3 separate regions of the Homo sapiens genome follow, and regions 1 and 3 are each linked to region 2. A link is a contact called in ENCODE Hi-C or POLR2A ChIA-PET data. All regions are on one chromosome and are shown on one strand. The core of a region is the stretch at or near the end of the contact, and the rest is flanking DNA. Distances in the headings are between cores, read along the strand shown. Region 1 holds the start of EPAS1 (endothelial PAS domain protein 1). Region 2 holds the start of MCFD2 (multiple coagulation factor deficiency 2, ER cargo receptor complex subunit). Region 3 holds the start of MSH2-OT1 (MSH2 overlapping transcript 1).

Region 1 (4,237 bases), core at 1,275-3,774, 620 kb after region 2:
TCGCAGGCAGTCCCCACAGTGGTTCTTAAAGCGGCCGCTCTCGCCAATAATTGGGAGTCTAATTACGCAACGTTCTTCCCGCTCCCATTCCCGCTTCTTCTCTCTTTCCAACAGTCCGCTAACGAACCAGGTACTGTAGCTGGGTGTGTCGAAATCATTTTTCCCCTGCTCCCAAGTTTCTCGGTATATACGGTACAAAACTGCACAAAACCCGGCGCTAAGGAGCGCAGGAGGAGCTGACACTTCACACATTTGTCAAGATTACTGTCAGGCCCCACCTCGGCGATTGCCACATTCCCGATAGGCATCGCAGTTGTAAAATACACAAGTTCCCTCCCCGGCTCCGGACCCGAAAGCGTCTGCAGGCGCTGTCTATAACTTTGCTTTTCGATGGTTCAGTCATTATTAGCATTATGATTGGTTTTTACAAAACGCACTGGAATCTTAAGAGTCTTTTCCTTGCTCTGCTGCCTTCAAAAGACATGGAACCCCAGGACTGCTCCGAGGGCCCTGGGAATGTGCCGGCTGCAGTCTCAGGGCTCCCTCACTTGTCTTGGGTCTGAGGGCGCGACGGTGACGAGAAAGGGGGGACTACGGCCAGGAAAGGGGAGCAGGGCCCAATCCCCTCCCCTAGCGATCCCGCAGTGAAGGGCCCGGGCGCCGAGCCAGGACAGGCGCGATTCGCTCCCGTTTATCAAATCCTTATCGGTGCCCCGAGGTGGGAACCGCTGCTTTCGACCGGAGGATACACGGTTTCTGGCTCCAGTCCCGTAGTGGAAGTTGGAACAAGAGCAAATCAACCTCGGCAGTGAGCCCTCCCGGCCAGTCACCTCCCTCCCTTAGCGAGTCGGTCCTCCTCATCCTCGCACCTCTATACCGCCGCTCCGCCGCTGGTTTCCCGCGGCTCAGGCGGTTCAGCCGGCCGCGCGTTGGATTCCAGCTTCCCGCAGCATAGCCTCGCCAAGCCGCGGCCAAGCGCGGGGCTGGAAGCTCCAGGCCACTGGGGCCGCACGGGTGGAGACAGGAGGAGAAAGGGGACAGGCGGCGAGCCGCACACATTTGCAGAAGTTGAGGCCCTGCCTGCTTCTGCGCGGCCGCGCAGAGGGCTCGAACCCTCGCTCGGGTAGCGCCGGGCCCGGCTGGACTGGGAGCGGCCGGGAGAGGGCGAGAGGGCAGCAAGAAATGGCCAGAGTTGCCTCTCACCCAGTGCCGAGAGGCTCGCGAGGGCAGGCGGGCAGATCGTGGCTGCCCTTCTCTGTCCTCTTCGGAGACAGACACCCGGACCTGCCAGGGACATCCAGTGTTGCCGTCCGCTTCCTACACACCGAACCATCTGCCCCCGCAGGGCAATCCAGGTCACTCACTACCTACTCTCCCCAGAGTCAAGGTGCGGCACGAGGAAGTGGGTTCTCCAACCTTCGGTGGGGTCTGGAGCCCGGCAGCGGGGCGCTCTGAAGGGTCCTGGCTCCTCGGTAGGATCGTGTCCCTGAGCCGCTCTCCGCCTCCCGCCCCCCTTTGCCCACTTGGGCCGCGGCGCGGGCACAGGAGCGCATTTGGAAGGACTCCGCGAATCCAGAGAAAAATAGAGACGTGGATGCTGCCCCAAAATGAGAGACCAGAGAAAGTCGAGGACATGCACCCACAAACATTTCCAAGCGCCGGTGGCCACGGTAATCTGCTGCGGGGCGGCTGGGAGATTTTCAAAGGCACCGCGGAAGCACCTCCGACCTCCAGGCCATCTCCCTCGGCCTCCTGGCCTCGCCGTGCGCGCAAATCCCCGACTCCTCCGAGCCGCAGAAGTCTCCACTGCAAAGCTGCTGATCCGCGCCCCCAAACCGGGCACATGCTCTCCCCCTCACAGCCCTCCAAACCGAGCCTCGAGCTCCGAAGACCTCTCAGCACTCTTCTCCCAACCACTCTCGGTCGCGCCTGCCCCGCGCAGCCCGGCCCTGGCCTCGGACCGGCCCCCTGATCGGCCCGGACGCCCGCTTACCTTTTCTTCTCCTTGTCAGCTGTCATTGTCGCTGTGGCCCTTTGAGACGTTCAGACGCCGAGCACCTGGGCTCCCTGGCGGGTGGGGGGCTGTGGCCCTCGTCCGCTCCCCGCGGCCCGGGCGGGTGGTGAAGGTCCGAGGTGCGCGCAGGTCCCGAGCGCCCCGCGCAGTCAGGTGGAAGGTGGCGCGCGGCGGGCTAGGTGCGGGGGCGGGGGTGGAGAAAGGTGACTGGGAGGAACCTGCGCGCGGAGGCGGGGTCCGGGGAAGGAGTGGGTGGAGGCTGTCAGACCCGAAAAGAGGACGGAGAGAAGGGAACCCAAGTTCCTTTTTCCCTGGAAAAGGAGTCACTTTTCTGAGTTTTCAAAGAAAAAAAAAAGTGGCTCGAATGCTGGGAGTCGGAAGGAGTCGGAGGCCGGGCTGAGCTGACCATACAGTCTCAGGACACTGCCGAGGATTGTACGGCCGCCTCAGGAGCGCTGGGGCGGAAGCGCAGCGGGCACCGGACCCGTGTGGCGGTCCGCTCGCGAGTGTAAAGCTCCCGCGGCCGGCAGCCCACTTTAAAAACTCCGTCGGCCGGCTTGGGGCGGGCACGGGGCGGGCGCGGAGGGCGGGGGGCGGGCACCGGCGCGGGTGTGTGGGCGGGCACGCGCCGGCAGGCCCCGCCCGCGCCGAGCTCCGGGCGGCTCACTGCGTCCCGGCCAATGGGGACGCGCGGCCGCAGCCTCTGCCCTGACCCTGGCCCGCCTCCTGCCCCCGCGCTGCGCCCCGCCTCCTGCCTCCGCACTTCGAGGACTTGTTTATGAGGTCGTCTGGGCGGCGGGTAGCGGGGTGGGACTCCGCGTCGGGGAGAGGCAGCCTGCGCAGGGCCGAGGGGCGGCCGGGAGCCGGGCTCCGGGATTGCTGCGGGGGACGGCAGTTGCGCCACAGCGTCGGTGTCCTCGTACCGGCGCCGTGCCCTTGGAACGAGGGCAGGACCGCGGGCAGCGCCGGGCCAGCGCGGAGCCCCTCCACGCTGCTGCGCTCCTGCGTCCCTGGCCCTCGGGCCAGGTGGGGATAATTTCTCGGCCCCCAGCGGCTGCGTTTCGGGCGTGGGCGATGCGCCCTTTTCGGTGGGACGCAGCTGACTTGACCGTCTGGGAGAAGCAGTGCAAGGAAATTGATCTAGGGCTGCGCCTACTCTTCCTTCCCTCTCCCAGCAGGGTGGTTGCTTACCGGCTTGTGCCAGGCGGTTTGGTTTTGGCGGGGATGCGGCAGAGGAGGCCCTTTGAGCCGCCCGAGGCCGGGGCGAGTTCAGAATTGGAGAAGTCAGTCTGGTTCCCCAGTGTGATCTTGGAGTGACAAGAGTTGGCCATGTGCCCTCAAGTCACTGCATCTCAGGCCTGCCCTCTCTGCCGCCAGGGTCGATGGAAGTCCTGGGAAACCCAAAGGCTACAGGTGTTGGAAATTTGTAGATTTAAGGGCTCACACAGGCAACGGTTAGCGCTCAGGGATTTTCCAGCGGCGCTTTTGACGCTGCCTTCCATCTCCGGGCCCAGTGCTCCCCTGCCCCGCGCTGAGCTGTCTCCCACTCGCTACCGGCGATGGGGAAGGGACATCTGGGGAGAGGACAGGGGACGCCCTTAGTTTTTGAAGGCTGTGGAAGGACCCATGAGTTTCACAGGTGTAACTTGAAGTTGGAAAGCGAGGGCCAAAGAACTGGTCTATATCTCTCCCTTTAGCCTCTTGCCACATTTTATACTAGAACGATCTACAGAAGCGATTTGAAGAGAAGGGTAGGTTTCAGCGCCATAATAAAAATGAACACGTGTTTTCCCCGTGTACACAGAAAGGGTTGGGGGAGATACTTTTCAGGAGCCTGGAGAAGGCGAAGTGGGGAGAGGGCAAAAACTGACGAAGAATTGGGAAATACTTTTTTTTTTTTTTTGAGACTGAGTCCCACTCTGTCGCCCAGGCTGGAGTGCTGTGGCCCCATCTCGACTCACTGCAACCTCCGCTTCCCGCGATTCTTGTGGCTCAGCCTCCGGAGTAACTGGAATTAAAGGCGCCCACCACCACCCTCAGCTAATTTTTGTATTTTTAGTAGAGACGGGAGTTTTACCATGTTGGCCAGGCTGGTCTCAAACTCCTGACCTCAAGTGATCTGCCCAACTTGGCCTCTCAAAGTATTGGGATTACAGGCGTGAGTCACTGTGCCCGGCCGGGAAGTAGACGTATTTTGTCATTTTCTCAGATCTCGGGGCACGG
Region 2 (4,156 bases), core at 362-2,861:
GATGAATGGCAGATGCAGGGTAGAAGGAGGAACTAGATCAAACTAATCCAAAGTTCAGAGTAAGGAAAGAAGAATGGGTCTTGAATTAATAGGGTTTCCTCAAAACTTAGGGATTCTTTGTCCCGGCGCGGTGGCTCACCCCTGTAATCCCAGCACTTTGGGAGGCGGAGGTGGTGGGAGGATTGCTTGAACCCAGGAGTTCGAGACGAGCTGGGCACCATGGAGACTCTTTTCTTTAAAAAAAGAAAAAAAAATTAGGGATTATGGGATTTTTCTCTGGGATGGGGTGGCAGATTTCAATCTCAGATGAAGGTGGGAAAAGGAATGAGACCGTCAATGGCAGTGGCGTTAGGCAACTTTCAAGGCATCTAACTACTTAGCCACTTTCTTTGTCTTTCCTGTCCGGACCCAGGCTCATTTGAAAAACGATTATGTACCTTTATGGACAGAAATGGGAGAAGGGCTTTAAAAAAAACGACCGTCCTGCCGGGAGTGGTGGCTCACGCCTGTAATCCCAGCACTTTGGGAGGCTGAGGCGGGAGGATCAAGAGGTCAGCAGTTAGAGACCAGCCTGGCCAACACGGTGAAACCCCGTCTCTACTAAAAATACAAAAATTAGCCGGGCAAGGTGGCACGCGCCTGTAATCCCAGCTACTCGGGAGGCTGAGGTAGGAGAAGAGCTTGAACCTGGGAGGCGGAGGTTGCAGTGAGCCGAGATCCCACCACTGCACTCCAGCCTGGGACAGAGCGAGACTCCGTCTCAAAACAAAACAAAACAAAACAAAAAAACAAAACGACCGTCCTACACTCATTTATCCATCAGGTCAATGGATACTTACTGAATGTTAATCTTGTATAGGAGCACAGGTGTAAGGGCAGGATTATACAGGGATGAATTCGATACAGGGATGATGTATTCGTTTCCCTATTTGTTCATGAGTCTGTTTTTAAGTAATCTGTCCTCTCTTGAATGTCAAAAGCTGCTGATTTCACGAACGGTACATGGAAGATGGTATTTGAACTGGGTCGCATAGTCTTGCTGGGACTCCCGTGGAAGCGAACGGGGACAGCGGCTGCCGCAGCTTGTGCAGTGGAGCTGGCAGACGCTGGAAGCAGGCCAATCTTGAAACGTAGGGTCCAAGGCCGGCTCCAGCGTGTTGTGGTCGTTTCATCAAGAAGGAATTAGCATTCCTATTATCTTTCTTCCCAACTTGCAGCAGGACGAACCAAGAGACCTGAACCAAGAGCCCTGTATAGGAGGGGGTGAGCGGAGTTGGGAGCCAGCTTTGGGGTCCGCCCCATCCGGATCCGCCATCCTACGTCGCCCGTGGAACTACGTTCCTGAGGGCTTCCGGCGTTGCCTAGCAACTGCCGGGCCCCTAGGGCGTCCAGCGGCCCAACTGGAGTGGAGCCGAGTGTCGCCCTTGGGAAAGCAGGTAGAAGAACTGCGTCAGTCCCGCCAGTGCTGGGCCCGGGCCGATTACACGTGGACTCACGCGAGCCGTCCTCACAGCCCGCCGCCGCCAGCGGGAGGGGCCCGGCGGCGCCAATGGGCGGGCGGCAGGGAGCGCGCGTGCGCAGGGCAGGTCGGGGGGGGGGGGGGGGCGGGGCGAAGCCGAGGAAGAGCGTTTTGGGGACGGGGGCTGGTGAGGCTCACGTTGGAGGGCTTCGCGTCTGCTTCGGAGACCGTAAGGGTGAGTGAACTAGCGCACTCTCCGCAGCGGGCGGGATCCCGGCGCCTCTCCTGTGGGCTGGAGGCTTGGGCTCAAGATGAGAGGCAGGAGTAGTCTGGGGGCGCGGGCTGGGCCCCCAGGCCGTCTCGGGACGCTTAACCGGCTAGGAGCACGGCCTGTCTCCCGGGGCGGAAGCCTGTGCCCCACCGGGGGCTCTGGAGCCAGACGGGGCCGACTGGGCAGATCTCCGCCCCCTTCCCTGGTCCCTAGGGGCCCGAGGATCGGCCTGTGGGACCAGCTGTGTCGGGTGGACACTGCTCCTGGCCCGGCCCAAAAGCAGCGGGCCGGAAGCCTTACTCTCCCTCTGCTCCTTGTTCCCTCTCTCGGGGAGACCACAGGTCCTGTCGGGCCCGGCGGGGGAAGCTGATCTCCTGTTGTATTCCCTCTCTGGGCATGGCCATCCACCCGGGTGCCCAAGCCAGAATTGGGCATCATTCTCACTTGCTTCACTCCTTTACCCACCCACATCGAATCCCTTGCAAAGTTGTCTTGGATACGTTCATTCTCCAGTCCCATCCCCCTGCCCTACCTAGTTCAGGCCACCTTTTCTTCTCTGGACTACCTCGGTGTCTTCCTGATGATCCCTGCATCTCTTCTTCATCCTCTGTAGTTTGTTCTATACAGAGAGGCTACAGCCATGGTCTTAAAACAGAAATCTGATCATGTGACCAGAAGCGTCCCCCCATTCCCTTATCACCCTTTGGTGGATTCTCATTGCTCTTCCAAGCTCTTGAACGGGGCTTGCAAAGCCCTTCATGACCTGTCTTCCTTTAACTTTAGATTCATTTGTCTCGACTGTACTGTGTCTTCAACCATACTGAATCTTTTTTGGTTCTTAGATCAGAACAAGTTCCTTCTGGGCTTACATGTTCCTTCAGTATGTTCGCTATGTCTGAGGCACTGTCCTTTGGTTGAAATAATCCTTCTTATCCTTTATGTGTTATTTCAGGTGTCAGTTGGGGATTTCGTGGTACCCCATGGGTGTCTGCCTGCCGGTCTCTCTTTTCTACCAGGTTGTAATCTGTGTGAGAGGAGTTTGTCGAGGTCATAGTACTATCTTCAGTACCTTGTGCTGTTAGTACGGTCATTAAATGTATAAATGCAGCATGGGTGCTCCTTGGGCTCCCTAGATGAACAAATAGATCAAGTTATTAATATTAAATGCCTGCTTTTTCAGAACCAATTCTCAACCCTCAGTCCGTGTAGAGGTTTCTTTAGCTTAGGAAGTTGGTTATTTTCTTGCCTTCATTCCAGGACCATGACAGGGGTAAGTGACAAAGTACTGGTCAGTTTTTCTTTGGCATTGGCTGTGGGTACAGGATGTCTGGATGTTGGTGAGTTTGGCTGCTTTGGGTTTGAATTCTTAACCAAGGGCCCCTTGAGGGAGAAGCTGCTACTAGCTGCTGGCAGGAAGGCTGGCCCCAAACTTAGTGCTGATAGGACTGATGACACACCAGGAAGAAAGGGTTGGGCCAGGTCAAACCACTGGAAGCCTCCAAAGGAAGTTCCAGCTTAGGCTAGATCCGCTGTGGGATAGGGAACAATACACCTAGGTGCCAAGACTCACTTCCCTGATTCAGCGATGAGCCAGGTCAGCTCAGCAGAGATCAGTAAGGTAAATGAGAGCCAGAGGAGAGAGGGTCCTGACTCTCAGAGAGGGAGGAAAAGAGAAAAATGGAAAAGGAGAACAACCTGTGATCGTATGTTCAGGTCAAATGAGTGTGAGAGGCTACAGACTGAGGTCGGATGAGAGAGCAATTGGTCTTGGCTGGAAGAATCCTGAGGTGACATTTGAACCTGTCCTGGAAGGAAGTTGGAGATGGACAGATGGAACCAGTAGGAGCGGAGGCTGTGGTACAGGAAGAGGCTGGCAGAGCAGGAGGGGAGCACTGTGACAGCCAAGGCACTGGGAGGCGCACTGCTCCTGATGGTCCAGCACTGCCCTCCCAGGACTGAGGCTGCGCCTTGTGAGGGCTGTCTCAAGGTATGGGTTGTGCCCTGAAGTCCCTTTGCAGAAATTTCTCCTCCGTTGGGTTTTTCTTCAGCCTGGCCTTTATAATTTCCTAAAGAAGGCCAGTGAGCTGGGGCTTATCTTCAGGCTGTTAGCCCATGGCCTTGAGCTAAGTAGTTAGAGCATGGATGATGCAACCTGTTATTTGGGTAGAGGGAGTTGCTTATGCTTTCTCTTGACTGTCAGCAGTTTAATTTGTTAGGTGGCAGTTAGATTCCCTGTTTTCTATCTTTCCCTCCCTCGCCTGCCTTCTTTCCTTTCTTCCTCTCTCTCTCTCTCTTTTTCTAATTAGAGAGGGAGTCTCACCATGTTGTCCAGGCTGGTCTTGAACTCCTGGGCTCAAGTGATTCACTTGCCTCAGCCTCTCAAAGTATTGAGATTACAGGCATAAGCCACCATGCCCAGCCCGATT
Region 3 (4,035 bases), core at 1,129-3,628, 610 kb before region 2:
CTATATTTTAGTATAAGTATGTCCTATGCAATATTTGGGACATACTTATACTTAAAAAATGATTTCTTGTTTACCCAAGTCATATTTAACTGGGTGTTCTGTATTTTACCTGGCAACCCTAATGAGCCATGGGCCATGCCCAGTATTTCTGAGTCTTTTTCCATCCCTGCCCACTGAGTCCACGCCTCAGCCTTCCCATGGTTTCTCTGTAGTCATGAAAATGCTCTGCACTGATTGACTTAGGTCTACCCATTCTTGAGCCAGTCATGGTAAGGAACTGGATTATCCTGATTGGCCTAGACTAATAGAGCCCATTCCTGGAGTTCAGTCTGTTCTCCAAGTAGCCTGGCTGCTACTCAATATAGTACAGGCTGGGAGAATGATTGGTAAGGAGAGAGCTGCAGTGCCCACCACAAAAATTTTAGGTCAATGGAAATTTAAATCAAAATATTTGTAGTTGGACAGATTCCAACCAATAGGGTCATCTGGAATACCTTATTAACATTATTTCTTAAAGGAATGGCATTCTTAAAGGAATATTCCATTTACATCAGATTTATCTGGAGACATTTGTTAAAATGAAATTCCTGGGCCCATTTTCTGACCCACTAAATAAACCTCTGAGCGGGACCTGCCATGGAATCTGCATTTTAATCATGTGTCCCAGTTGCTTGGAACAGCCCTGGTTTATACATGCTGTCCTGGGGTAATTACTAGTAGAGCCACTTTCACTCTCAGAAGTATCCCAGATTGGACTGTACAGTACGTTTTATTTCCCTCTCTCACAGTTGACAGTGCAGAGCCCAGCAGGAAAAGTCTCCAGCGGGTAATGAGTCAAGACTTCCCATCTGTCTGGCAAGTGGAAAGGGCATGGGCTTCAGGGCCAGCTCAGCCACGTACAAACTAACTTCAGTGAATGCTTCCCCTCCCTCAGCCCATTTCCTTGCCTGCATTTTTGGGCGTAATAGTGCCTCCCTCACAGGGTGGCTGGGGGCCTGGATGGGAGGAGTGTGTCAAGGGCCCAACCGAGGCTGCCGCCCAGGGCTGCACGATACAGATCAGTGCTGGCCTCTCCATCTCACTTCCATGCTCTCTGAGCTGAACTCCGAAGGCCCCATCACCAGGGCCCCATTTGCGAAGGCGGCACCAGACAGGCTGTGGGAACGAGCTTCACAGCTTTTGTCAAAGTGGCATAATAAAGCCCCCAAGTGTCTGCTCTTTGCAAACTGGGATGGCAGATCAATTGTGGCATAAACAAAATAGCAGGCTTGGTGCGAACCCAGGGACAGATCACGCCTCTGCAGGGTGTGATTGAGGGGGAGGAGGAGATTCTCAGGGTGGCTGGGTTTGCCTTTTCTCTGGCTGAAGCTTTGAGGCCCCTCTCCAGAGCAGCTTGGCTCCCCACAAATTGCAAGAGCTTGGGAGACTGCTTCTCTACTCTGGGAGGCAACTGGCTAGGCAGTGGCACAAGCATAGGCCCCAGTGCCCTCAGCAGGAAGCCTGTCCCAGGGTCTCAGCACCCCCCCAGAGCTCTGAACCTACTGACCTTGATGCGGAAGAAGGATGGACCATCCTCCACCCCCACCTTGTCTCCCAGGATGAGCTGAGTGTGCTCTGTAGGAAAGCGAAGGGCAGTAAAGCAGGCACAGAGAGACCTCAGGAACAGGACAGTAAGGACGCTTTCACTGGTTGCCCTGTGCGCTGTCGGAGACCCTTCTGCCTCACCTGTCCCTTCATTCTGGGCAGATGGTGTTACACAGCTAGTCTAGTATTTAGCATCATTTGGGGCCTGCAGCACTCCCTAGCTAAGTTGTTATGCTGAATGCAAGCTGAACCAGGGCCGTAAGAAGACCCCAGGACAAGTTCTGGCCCAGACTATATGCGCCCTGTCCCAGAGGTGAGCCTGCTGGCAGCAAAGGGGGTAGGATCTGTACAAAACTGCTAAGAAACCCAGTGAGGGGCCTCTAGGAAGGCAGCCTAGAGACTGAGGACAGGAACTGCATCTGTCTGGTTTTCCACCATATTTCTGAGCCTTGCATGATACTGCCAACCTGATGCTGTCCACAGTAAATGTTTGCTGAAGGAATGAATAGGTGGATGTTGGTCTTACCAGCTTCATGTCTGGTGTTGGTTGCCTTGCTGAGGCCCTCGGATAAAGCCACACCCTTGTGAGGAGGGAGCATGAGGCCGGTCACATTCTAGGTTTGGTCATCCAGGAAAAAGGCAGATCCTCAACTGGAAACCCAAACTCCAATAGATGGCCTTGGGCAGAAGCCAGGAGTCCAGACATGGAAGAGTTTGGAGGAGTCAGAAGAGGCCCCCAGAGAGTGGAGGAGATGGCCTTGGCCTCACAAGAGTAGGTCAGGCAGGGCAGGCCTGTGGGGGGCCTCAAGAGGCCAATGAGTACCCCAGCTGTGGTCAGCCAGGCAGACTGTCACCCAGAAGCAGCAGTCTCCTCTGCACCTCATTCCTCGCGCTGTCCTCAAGCCCTGGGTCAAGTCTTATGTAAATAGCCCAGCTTGTCTGAGCTGTGCCACGGGGAGGTTATGAGTCTACCTTGGCAGACTCTTTAGGGGATAGGCCATGGCCCCTCTCCCCTGTGAAGGGGACAGCAATGATCAGTAGAAAGGAGGCCAGAGAGGACAGAGGACTCTTAAGGATGGGAGTCACAACTCTGAGCAGCAGCCACTCTCCCACGAAGATGCTCCCCTGGCTGTGGTCCTGGAGGACTGCAATTTGGTTTCTTAAGAAAAATGGAGCTTCCTTGGTGCCCTCAGAATACAGTCTAATGTGGTGGAAAGAGCATGAACTTTAGATGCTAGCACACCTGGGTTTCAGTCTCGGCTCCACCATTTCCAAGCTGTGGGGACTTCGCAACTGCTTTTCACCCTTTAACCTGCAGTTTCTGCATCTGTTGAATGGAGCTGTTCTCCCCCATAGGTTGTCATGATGACATGCGATGATGCAGGCAGGGCCAGCATTGTTAGGTGGTGGCTTTCACCACAATGAAGAGAAAATCCAGGTGGAACCAGTTTATTAAATGGGCCGACACTGGAAATGGCTTTGTCTCATCTATTGTCTTTAAGAACTCCCTTTTAGATTCCTTAACATCTTGGGTAAATGCTAGAGTTATCCAAATAGTTTTTATGTCTTTTTGTGTTTTGGGGTTTTTGTTTGTTTTTGAGACGGAGTTTCGCTCTGTCGCCCAGGCTGGAAGGCAGTGGCGCGATCTTGGCTCACTGCAACCTCTGCCTCCCGGATTCAAGCGATTCTCCTGGCTTAGCCTCCCAAGTAGCTGGGATTACAAGTGCACTCCACTATGCCCGGCTAATTTTTGTATTTTTAGTATAAACGGAGTTTCGCCAAGTTGCCCAGGCTGGTCTTGAACTCCTGGCCTCAAGTGATGCACCCACCTTGGCCTCCCAAAGTGCTGGGGATTACAGGCGTGAGCCACCAGGCTCAGCCAGTTTCTTTGTTTCTTTTCTTTCTTTCTCTTTTTTTTTTTTTTTCTGAGGGAGTCTCACTCTGTTGCCCAGGCTGGAGTGCAGTGGCGCAATCTCGGCTCACTGCAAGCTCCGCCTCCTGGGTTCACGGCATTCTCCTGCCTCAGCCTCCCGAGTAGCTGGGACTACAGGCACCCGCCGCCACACCTGGCTAATTTTTTTTTTTTTTTTGTATTTTTAGGAGAGACGGGGTTTTTGCATATTGGTCAGGCTGGTCTTGAACTCCTGACCTCAAGTGACCTGCCCACCTTGGCCTCCCAAAGTGCTGGGATTACAGGCATGAGCCATCACGCCCGGCCTCTTTTGTTGTTGTTGTTGTTGTTAATTAAGTACCAGTTTTAAGATTGAGACTCGTTCTCAGTTGTTTAATCAAATCTTCAAATTCACTTCTAATCAGAGCTTATTTAGCCTCCCCCTCTAGCTCTGGGCTGACACATGGCTCAGGGGACCCGCAGTGGATGGGGCATGGGGGTGATCTTACATCACTGGAGCCACTATCATTCCTTCTTAACTTTTGCTGGTGGGGCTGCAA

The links. Hi-C counts contacts between places; a loop is a spot of excess contacts on that map. ChIA-PET counts read pairs that join two places held with the same protein, here RNA polymerase II (POLR2A). Pooled maps may share reads with other maps.
Region 1: a loop to region 2 is called in a map of gastrocnemius medialis, with 8 times the contacts of the local background. The contact joins the promoter of EPAS1 here to the promoter of MCFD2 in region 2. A Hi-C loop is called at or near these places in 1 of 168 maps with a recorded cell type or tissue (gastrocnemius medialis) and 6 of 50 pooled maps. POLR2A ChIA-PET finds 5 or more read pairs at or near these places in 1 of 52 experiments (activated T-cell).
Region 3: a loop to region 2 is called in a map of naive thymus-derived CD4-positive, alpha-beta T cell, with 4 times the contacts of the local background. The contact joins the promoter of MSH2-OT1 here to the promoter of MCFD2 in region 2. A Hi-C loop is called at or near these places in 2 of 168 maps with a recorded cell type or tissue (CD8-positive, alpha-beta T cell and naive thymus-derived CD4-positive, alpha-beta T cell) and 6 of 50 pooled maps.

Annotation. Positions count from the first base shown.
Region 1 is chr2:46,295,694-46,299,930 of GRCh38, reverse strand. EPAS1 (endothelial PAS domain protein 1) reads right to left here and starts at 2,524. Exons shown (of 16, transcript NM_001430.5): 1 at 1,994-2,524. The coding sequence starts at 2,019. RefSeq lists silencers at 1,931-2,260, 2,491-3,070.
Region 2 is chr2:46,913,261-46,917,416 of GRCh38, reverse strand. MCFD2 (multiple coagulation factor deficiency 2, ER cargo receptor complex subunit) reads left to right here and starts at 1,611. Exons shown (of 4, transcript NM_139279.6): 1 at 1,611-1,694. It also overlaps a transcript of TTC7A not described here. RefSeq lists an enhancer at 567-1,541 and a silencer at 1,545-1,624.
Region 3 is chr2:47,525,880-47,529,914 of GRCh38, reverse strand. It overlaps MSH2-OT1 (MSH2 overlapping transcript 1), which reads right to left and starts at 2,378. Exons shown (of 3, transcript NR_120602.1): 1 at 2,111-2,378; 2 at 1,547-1,614; 3 at 751-848. All of the region lies in intron 1 of KCNK12 (potassium two pore domain channel subfamily K member 12), which reads left to right. It also overlaps a transcript of MSH2 not described here.